Regions from separate parts of the Homo sapiens genome. Here region 2 is linked to region 1. A link is a contact called in ENCODE Hi-C or POLR2A ChIA-PET data. All regions are on one chromosome and are shown on one strand. The core of a region is the stretch at or near the end of the contact, and the rest is flanking DNA. Distances in the headings are between cores, read along the strand shown.

Region 1 (4,023 bases), core at 127-2,626:
AATAAAAATAAATAAAAAGAACAGCATCTATGTCAGCAAATACAGATTGCTTTATGCATTTGCATAAAGAAATACTAGAAGGATACACAAGAAACTAATTGTTCCTCTAGGGATCAGGGGGATGAGATCCCTGGGACATGGATAGTGGGACTTGTGATCAATGCCTTTTCATAGCAGTTTGGACGTCAAACCGTGTGAACATGTTACATATCCACACTTTTGTAATGATATTAACATAAACAACTTACCAAGAAAGTAAACATCGATATTTATCAGGTATAGGTCTGGTGGTTTGTTCATCCCTGAATACCAAGTCCTAGATCCATGGGAACTTGCCCCCCATTTTGGGGGAAACAGCAATGGGGAGCCATTGAAAGTCTCTGAGCAGGGCAGGCACATGGTGAACCCAAGAAAGCCCATAGCCCTGCAGCCAGTGCTCAGGGCCAATGGACAGCTGCAGGGCCAGGGGACCTATGGCTGCGGCAATAGGGGCAGCTTTGGATGAAAGCGGAACTTCCTTGGGGGCTCAAGTCCCCATGCACCCCCGTATCCAATGTCCAAGCTGCCCTGGAAGCAGCTTATCGCTCAGCTCTTGCCTTCTGCTTCCTACATAGGGAGGAGATTTCTACGATCGGGAGAGAGTCGGCACCCGACAGGGCTCAAGGAAGTCCACAAGAGCCGGTTTCCAAGACCTGGGGCTCGGGCTGGGCTGGCTGAGCCCAGGCCCCTCAACCATGGCAAGTTGCTGAGAAGCCCTGCATGGCAGCTCTGATACCCAATGGGGACCTAGTGGGTGTCCCTCTTCTCCCTTTCAAAATGAAGACATCCTTCCAGCTGCAGCTCAGGTATAAGTGAAGACAGAGGGACTCTTAGGATCACTCTCCACACCCCACCTCCTTCAGGAAGCCTTCCTGGGCCATCAGGACGGTGGAACACCTCTTCAGCCTCCGTCTCCTGGACCAAAACTTGCCCTGCTGCCCTCTCCGAGTCCTCCGTCCAGGGCTGCGACCCTTGATCCTGACTTCACACCACCCCATGACCAGCCCCCCAGCACTGGCATGCTAGTCCTTCATCTGCAGCTCCCAGCCCCTCACCTTTCCTGCCCCTGTGTGGGAGCTTGTCCATACAAATATTTTGCAAACTGTAAAGGGCTGCGTACCGACAAACACTTTGCAAACTGTAAAGGGCTGTGCACTGACAAGCACTTTGCAAACTGTAAAGGACTGTGCACCCACAAGCACTTTGCAAATGCTAAAGGGCCATGTACCGGCAATGTCTCCTGAGGTTAGGAGGAGAGGGAGGGAGAGGAGAAAGCCTCTGACTGTGGTTCTCCACCACAGGCCTGGGTTTTACTGCCCTCATGAAATGCTGTGTTTGCTCGGCACCCCACCCGGTGGCTTGTACACACCTGTACGCGGAAAGCTGTAATTTTGCAGCATTAATCACAGGTAGGATCACACCCAAGTTCCTGGCACTCCACTCCCCAGGGAGGGCTGGCCAGGCCGTCGCCTTTGTGTTCCAATTATGCTGTCTTTTATTGCTTTTTTTTTTCTTTTTTTCTTTTATTTTTTTGAGATGGAGTCTCACTTTGTCGCCCAGGCTGGAGTGCAGTGGCGCGATCTCAGCTCACTGCAACCTCAAGTGATTCTCCTGCCTCATTACAGCTGCCCACCAACATGCCAGGCTAATTTTTGTATTTTTGTAGAGATGGGGTTTCACCATGTTGGCCAGGCTGATCTCGAACTCCTGACCTCAGGTGATCCGCCCGCCTCCCAAAGTGCCGGCATTACAGGCATGAGCCACCATGCCCAGCCTTATTGCTCTTTTAACGATAACAGAAACACTTAAAGAGGCAGGGTCCGAGGGTGAAAAATGACACGCAAAAAAAGCCACTGCACTTGGTGCCTAGAGGAAGTTCTGTGTCTGGACAGAGCGCTCCCCATAGGCGGGTGTGAAGAGGCTGTGTGAGGTAGTGGCTAGCACATGTGCTCTGGCATCCTACAGGCCTGAGTTCAAATTGTGGTTCTCGTGCCAACCAGCTGTGTGACCCCAGGCAAGTGACTTGCCCTCTCTGAGCCTCCATTTCCTAATCTCTAGAACGGTATATTGAAGACAAAGGACTGAAATGACCGTGGGGAGAGGCTGCTACTTAGTAGACCTTTGTCAATGCCAAGTCCTCCCAGGTCCTCCCATAGCTAGTGCTGTCTGTTTCTCCCACCAATTCATGTCATTTCCTACAGGTGTTCACTCACTGCTATGCACGCGGTAGGCACGCAGGGTGGCCGAAAGAGCGTGGGCTTTGGAGTTGATTTTTCTTTTCTCTTTCTTTTCTTTTCTCTTTTCTTTTCTTTTTTTCTTTTCTTTCGGAGTCTTGCTCTGTCACCCAGGCTAGAGCACAATAGTGTGATCTCGACTCACTGCAAACTCCGCCTCCCAGGTTCAGGTGATTCTCCTACCTCAGCCTCCTGAGTGGCTGGGATTACAGGTGCCTGCCACCACGCCCAGCTAATTTTTGTATTTTTAGTGAAGACAAGGTTTCACCATGTTGGCCAGGCTGGTCTCAAACTCCTGACCTCAGGTGATCCACCCACCTCAGCCTCCCAAAGTGTTGGGATTACAGGCATGAGCCACCACACCTGGAGATTTTTCATCTATTCAGTAAATATTAACTTCCTGTGGCCAGGGTGCTGGGGATCTGGCCCCACACAGACGGTGTAGGAAGGTGTCCCTTGGCCCATGCCTTCCTGATGCTGTGCCCTGGGTTGGGAGAGGAGTGAGGCAGGTGCAGGAGGAGAGCAACACGTGCGAAGGTCCGGAAGTGAGACAGAGGGGCTTTGGGAACAGTAGACTGGAGTGTGCAAGGGAGGGCGGGAGACAGGAGGCCCGAGGCCAGATCCTAAAGGGCCTTTGCACCTGGGCTATGGAGTCCGAGCACCATCCAGAGCACACAAGGAGCCACCAGAAGGACTCAAAGTGCTTTGATGCGCTAAGGGGAAATGTGGGTTACGAGGCCAGGACTGGAGGCAGAGGGTTGGTAAGAGGTTGCAGTTGTGGACCAGTTTCAAAAGATGGATGGGGGCTGGGCACAATGGCTCATGCCTGTAATCCCAGCACTTGGGGAGGTCAGGAGTTCGAGACCAGCCTGGCCAACATGGTGAAACCCCGTCTCTACTAAAAATACAAAAAAATAGCTGGGCGTGGTGGCAGGCGCCTGTAATCCCGGCTATTCAGGAGGCTTCAGCAGGAGAATCGTTTGAGCCCAGGAGGCCGAGGTTGCAGCGAACAGAAATCTCACACCACTGTACTCCAGCCTGGGTGACAGAGGGAGATTCCATAAAAAAAAAAAAAAAAAAAAAAAAAAAAAAAAAAAGATGGATGGGAACCAAATCTGGGGTTACTTTTTTTTAGAGACAGAGTCTTGCTCTATCACCCAGGCTGGAGTGCAGTGGTGCAATCACAGCTCCCTACAGCCTTGACCTCTCGGGCTCAAATGATGCTCCTACCTCAGCCTCCTGAGTAGCTGGGACTACAGGCATGTGCCACTGAGCTGGGCCGGGGTAACTTTGTGTCCCTTCTTGGCCATTTACCAGCTGTGAGACCTTAGGCATGTGATTGATGTAACTCCCAGCCACGTTTCCTTGTTCCTAAATTGCAATAGTGATGCTTGGTTCCCCAGGTAGCAAGATTTAATAGAGATTAAAAGAGGGGCTAGCCGGGGGTGGTGGCTCATGCTTGTAATCCCAGCACTTTGGGAGGCTGAGGTGGGTGGATCACCTGATGTCAGGAGTTTGAGGCCAGCCTGGTCAACATGGTGAAACCCCGTCTCTACTAAAAATACAAAAAATTAGCCGGGCGTGGTGGCGCACACCTGTTATCCCAGCTACTCGGGAGGCTGAGGCAGGAGAATCACTTGAACCTGGGAGGGGGAGGTTGCAATGAGCCAAGGTCGTGCCATTACACTCCAGCCTGGGCAACAAGAGAGAGACTCCATCTCAAAAAATAAAAAAATAATAAAAGAGGGGC
Region 2 (3,925 bases), core at 45-2,544, 530 kb after region 1:
CTCCCGGGTTCACGCCATTCTCCTGCCTCAGCCTCCTGAGTAGCTGGGACTACAGGGGCCCACCACCACGCCCAGCTAATTTTTTGTATTTTTAGTAGAGACGGGGTTTTACTGTGTGAGCCAGGATGGTCTCGATCTCCTGACCTCATGATCTGCCCACCTTGGCCTTGCAAAGTGCTGGGATTACAGGCGTGAGCCACCGCACCTGGCCAAAATTTTCTTATAACAACTAAAAAAAAAAAAATCATAAGGACTTGGGACATTTATAGGCTAAAGAGTTTGAAAAGCAGAGAAACACAGGTTTACAAAATCAGTAAATTTATCTTTAAGTTTTTTGTTTTGTTTTGTTTTGTTTTTTCTTTTTCTTTTTCTTTTTATCTTAAGTTTAAAATGACTAAGCCAGGCGTGGTGGTGCACACCTGTAATCCCAGCTACTCGGGATGCTGAGGTAGAACAATTGCTTGAGCCCAGGAGCTCGAGTCCAGCCTGGGCAATATAGCGAGACCCTGTTTCTTTAGGGAAAAAAATTAAAAAGACTGATAAGAAATTAATGTCTCAGCTTCAGTGCTTTCTAGGCAGTAAACTTTTACTTGGAGGCCCCCTTCTTAGAAGCCAGTGTGTGGTGTTTCTATTTCACATAGAGGATGTAAGCCACAGAGAGAACAAGCCAGCCCTCTGTCGTCTCCCTGCCCCGGATGGGGAGAGGTGCCTTCTGTTCTGTACACTTTATGGGGTCAAACGCTGGCCCCTCTGATCCCAGTCTCCACTTCCACCTAATAAGTCCTGTTCATTCAAGTACTCCCGTCAGGCCTTCCAGGTTATCACTGATCCTAATTTGTATCTTTACAAGCGGTGGCCCTCTAAACCAGCAGCGGAATGGCCCTCAGAGAAGTGAGCCTTTCTTTCTAAGCTCCTGACAAGCATTGCCAACTCAATGCGGCTGTGCTCTCCATAGCGAAATGCCCTCTGATCAGCCTGTGAAGCGGGCTGCCTGCCCCTGCCTGGGAGAAGAAAAGGTATCAGGAAAGGGGTTTTGATCCACTTCCAGTTACTTTATTTAGCAAAGGCAGCCTAGACTGCAAAAGCAGACTTTGGAATTGGAATCGGCCGGCCTCTCAGAAAAGCAGAGCTGGGCAGCTCCCTCTCCTCTGTCCTGCTGTGATTGTGGGTTGCCTGCCCCGTTTTCTCAGCGAGACCTGATAACCTTGCTAATTGTGGAAGGAGACGCAGGTTGCCCTCTGATTTGAGGTTGTACAAGAGAGGTCTCCTGTTTGCTGTTTGGCCTCCTGAGCTCTGGCTTAGAGATTTCACTGCCTCTGAGAAACACCACAGGTGTTAGCGTGACCTCAGCACATACAAAGCCTGAAGGCTTTTTTTTTTCCTTTTTTTTTTTTTTTTTGAGACAACGGTCTCTCTCTCTGTTGCCCAGGCTGGAGTGCAGTGGTGCAATCATAGCTCACTGCAGTCTCAACCTCCTGGGCTCAGGCAATCCTCCCATCTCAGCCTCCTAAGTAGCTGGAACTATAGGTACATGCCACCACGCCTAGCTAATTTTTTGTGTGTGTATTTTTGTAGAGACTGAGTCTCACTGTGTTGCCCAGGCTGGTCTCAAACCCCTGGGCTCAAATGATCTTCCCGCTTCAGCCTCCCAAAGGGCCCTTCCGGCCACCGCACCAGGCTGAAGGCTTAAGAGAAACGTCACTGGCCAGATGCGGTGACTCATGCCTATAATCCCAGCACTTTGGGAGGCTGATGGGGGTGGATCACCTGAGGTCAGGAGTTCAAGACCAGCCTGGCCAACATGGCGAAAACCCGTCTCTACTAAAAATACAAAAATTAGCCAGGCGTGGTGGCGAGCACCTGTAGTCCCAGGTACTCTGGAGGCTGAGACAGGAGAATTGCTTGAACCTGGGAGGCGGAGGTTGCAGTGAGCCAAGATTACACTACTGCGCTCCAGCCTGGGTGACAGAGCAAGACTCCATCTCAAAAAAATAATAATAATAAAGAGAAATGTCATTGGTTGTGTGTACGGAGAATGCAAGAGCAATGCCAACTCCCTGGCCAATGGAGAGTATTATAAGTCTGGTTGAAGATATATTTCTACCACATGTTTGCTGTAAGCTAGGATGTCACCAGCCCAACCCTGAGCCTTTAAACTCCTGTGTCTGATTTTAACCTTGACACGTACTTGTCCCTTCAGATCCCTGGCTCTCGGTGACAATACCTGTCTTGCTTCTGTTTTCTCTCTAGGCCAGCGCTTATTTGGGGAGACCATCTTAGGGCTCACCCAAGGCTCTGTCTCTGACCTCCTTGCCCGCCCCAAACCCTGGCATAAGCTCAGTCTGAAAGGACGAGAGCCCTTCGTCCGGATGCAGCTGTGGCTGAACGACCCCAACAATGTGGAGAAGCTGATGGACATGAAACGGATGGAGAAGAAAGGTAAGTCTCCCTGCCCCGCCCGGGCCGGCTGCGTCCGCATTCATAGACAGGCTGTTTCTTTCAAATCTTTCACACACAGCTGATGAGGGACATTGACCCATGACCAAGGGACCAGAGGACAGGGCAAAAATATTTTTGGATGGTCATCAGCTAATGAGTACCTAAGAGGGCTGGAAAGTTGTGTAACTTTTTCTCTCCAGCAGCCTGAATCTAAAGATTTTTTTAGCACTGGGAGCACTTTTAACCAAGGAGAGCGAAACAGCTCTGGGGGCGCTGCATTTGGTTTTTGTGTTGTGTGGGTGGCTGATCGGGCTATCACAGCATTTACTGAGCATGTACCAGGTGGCTAGAGGCCTTCCTTTGTTATCAGAGAGAGAAATAAGAAATGCATTTTGTAGGCAGGGCACGGCGGCTCACGCCTGTAATCTCAGCACTTTGGGAGGCTGAGGCAGGCGGATCACTTGAGGTCAGGAGTTCAAGACCAGCCTGGCCAACATGGCAAAACCCCCTCACTACTAAAAAAAAAAAAAAAAAAAAAATATAGCCAAGCTTGGTGGCGTGCGCCTCTATAATCCCAACTACTTGGGAGGCTGAGGCACAAGAATCGCTTGAACCCTGCAGGCGGTGAACAGAGATTGAGCCACCGCACTCCAGCCTGGGTGACAGACCATGACCCTATCTCAAAAAAAAAAAATGCATTTTGTAGATCAGGAAACAGAGGTTCAGAGAGGTTCGGTGCCTCCACCAAGGTCACCCGGCCTGGAAAGTGACAAAGCAAACTCCTGCCACAACAGATCTCTCTCTTGCTGTTATTTCCCAGCCTCTGGGGATTTGGCCTCCCTAGAGGAATAACCCCACGTGCACCCACATGTCATCTCGAATGTGGATTCATGTTCTTCTTGCAGCCTGTAGGCTACAGCATAGGAAAAATGCCTAAAGCCAGGTGTGCTGTGCCTCTTGGTTTGCAGTTTCTAAGCGCTGGTCCTCGCCAGTGAGTCCGCCCCTCGAGCACCCTCAGTCCTCAGGTCACCTATGGTGCTGGGAGCTCACTGGGCGGCTGAACTGCATCCCTTAGGGGCAGAGACTGGGAACCAGCTGCTGCCGGTCTGACCGTAAGAAGCGGCAGCCTCCCTGATCAGCTAACGCAGAGGACCTTAACTAAGAGTGGGCATCCCAGGGGCCGGGCACAGTGGCTCATGTCTGTAATCCCAGCACTTTGGGAGTCCGAGGCAGGTGGATCACTTGAGGTTCAGAGTTCAAGACCAGCCTCAGCAACATAGTGAAACCCCATCTCTACTGAAAAATACAAAAATCAGCCAGGCATGGTGGCGCACGCCCGTAATCCCAGCTACTTGGGAGGCTGAGGCAGGAGAATCGCTTGAACCTGGGAGGAGGAGGTTGCAGTGAGCAGAGATGACACCACTGCACTCCAGCCTGGGCGGCACAGCGAGACCCCATCTCAAAAAAAAAAAAAAAAAGAATGGGC

The links. Hi-C counts contacts between places; a loop is a spot of excess contacts on that map. ChIA-PET counts read pairs that join two places held with the same protein, here RNA polymerase II (POLR2A). Pooled maps may share reads with other maps.
Region 2: a map of kidney shows a loop between it and region 1 (2.5-fold over the local background). The contact joins two enhancer-like sites. A Hi-C loop is called at or near these places in 4 of 168 maps with a recorded cell type or tissue (GM23248, K562, kidney and 1 more) and 2 of 50 pooled maps. POLR2A ChIA-PET finds 5 or more read pairs at or near these places in 1 of 52 experiments (Panc1).

The regions. Positions count from the first base shown.
Region 1 is chr7:101,706,380-101,710,402 of GRCh38, forward strand. No RefSeq gene overlaps it. Among named protein-coding and RNA genes, the nearest start is that of MYL10, 79 kb to the left of the region's middle. RefSeq lists a silencer at 1-71. Within about 2 kb of position 1,377, at least 3 of the 41 ENCODE cell types and tissues checked have a DNase peak (open chromatin) inside an H3K27ac peak, as active enhancers do.
Region 2 is chr7:102,231,802-102,235,726 of GRCh38, forward strand. It overlaps CUX1 (cut like homeobox 1), which reads left to right. Exons shown (of 24, transcript NM_181552.4): 22 at 2,251-2,439. Among named protein-coding and RNA genes, the nearest start is that of SH2B2, 53 kb to the right of the region's middle. Within about 2 kb of position 1,295, at least 3 of the 41 ENCODE cell types and tissues checked have a DNase peak (open chromatin) inside an H3K27ac peak, as active enhancers do.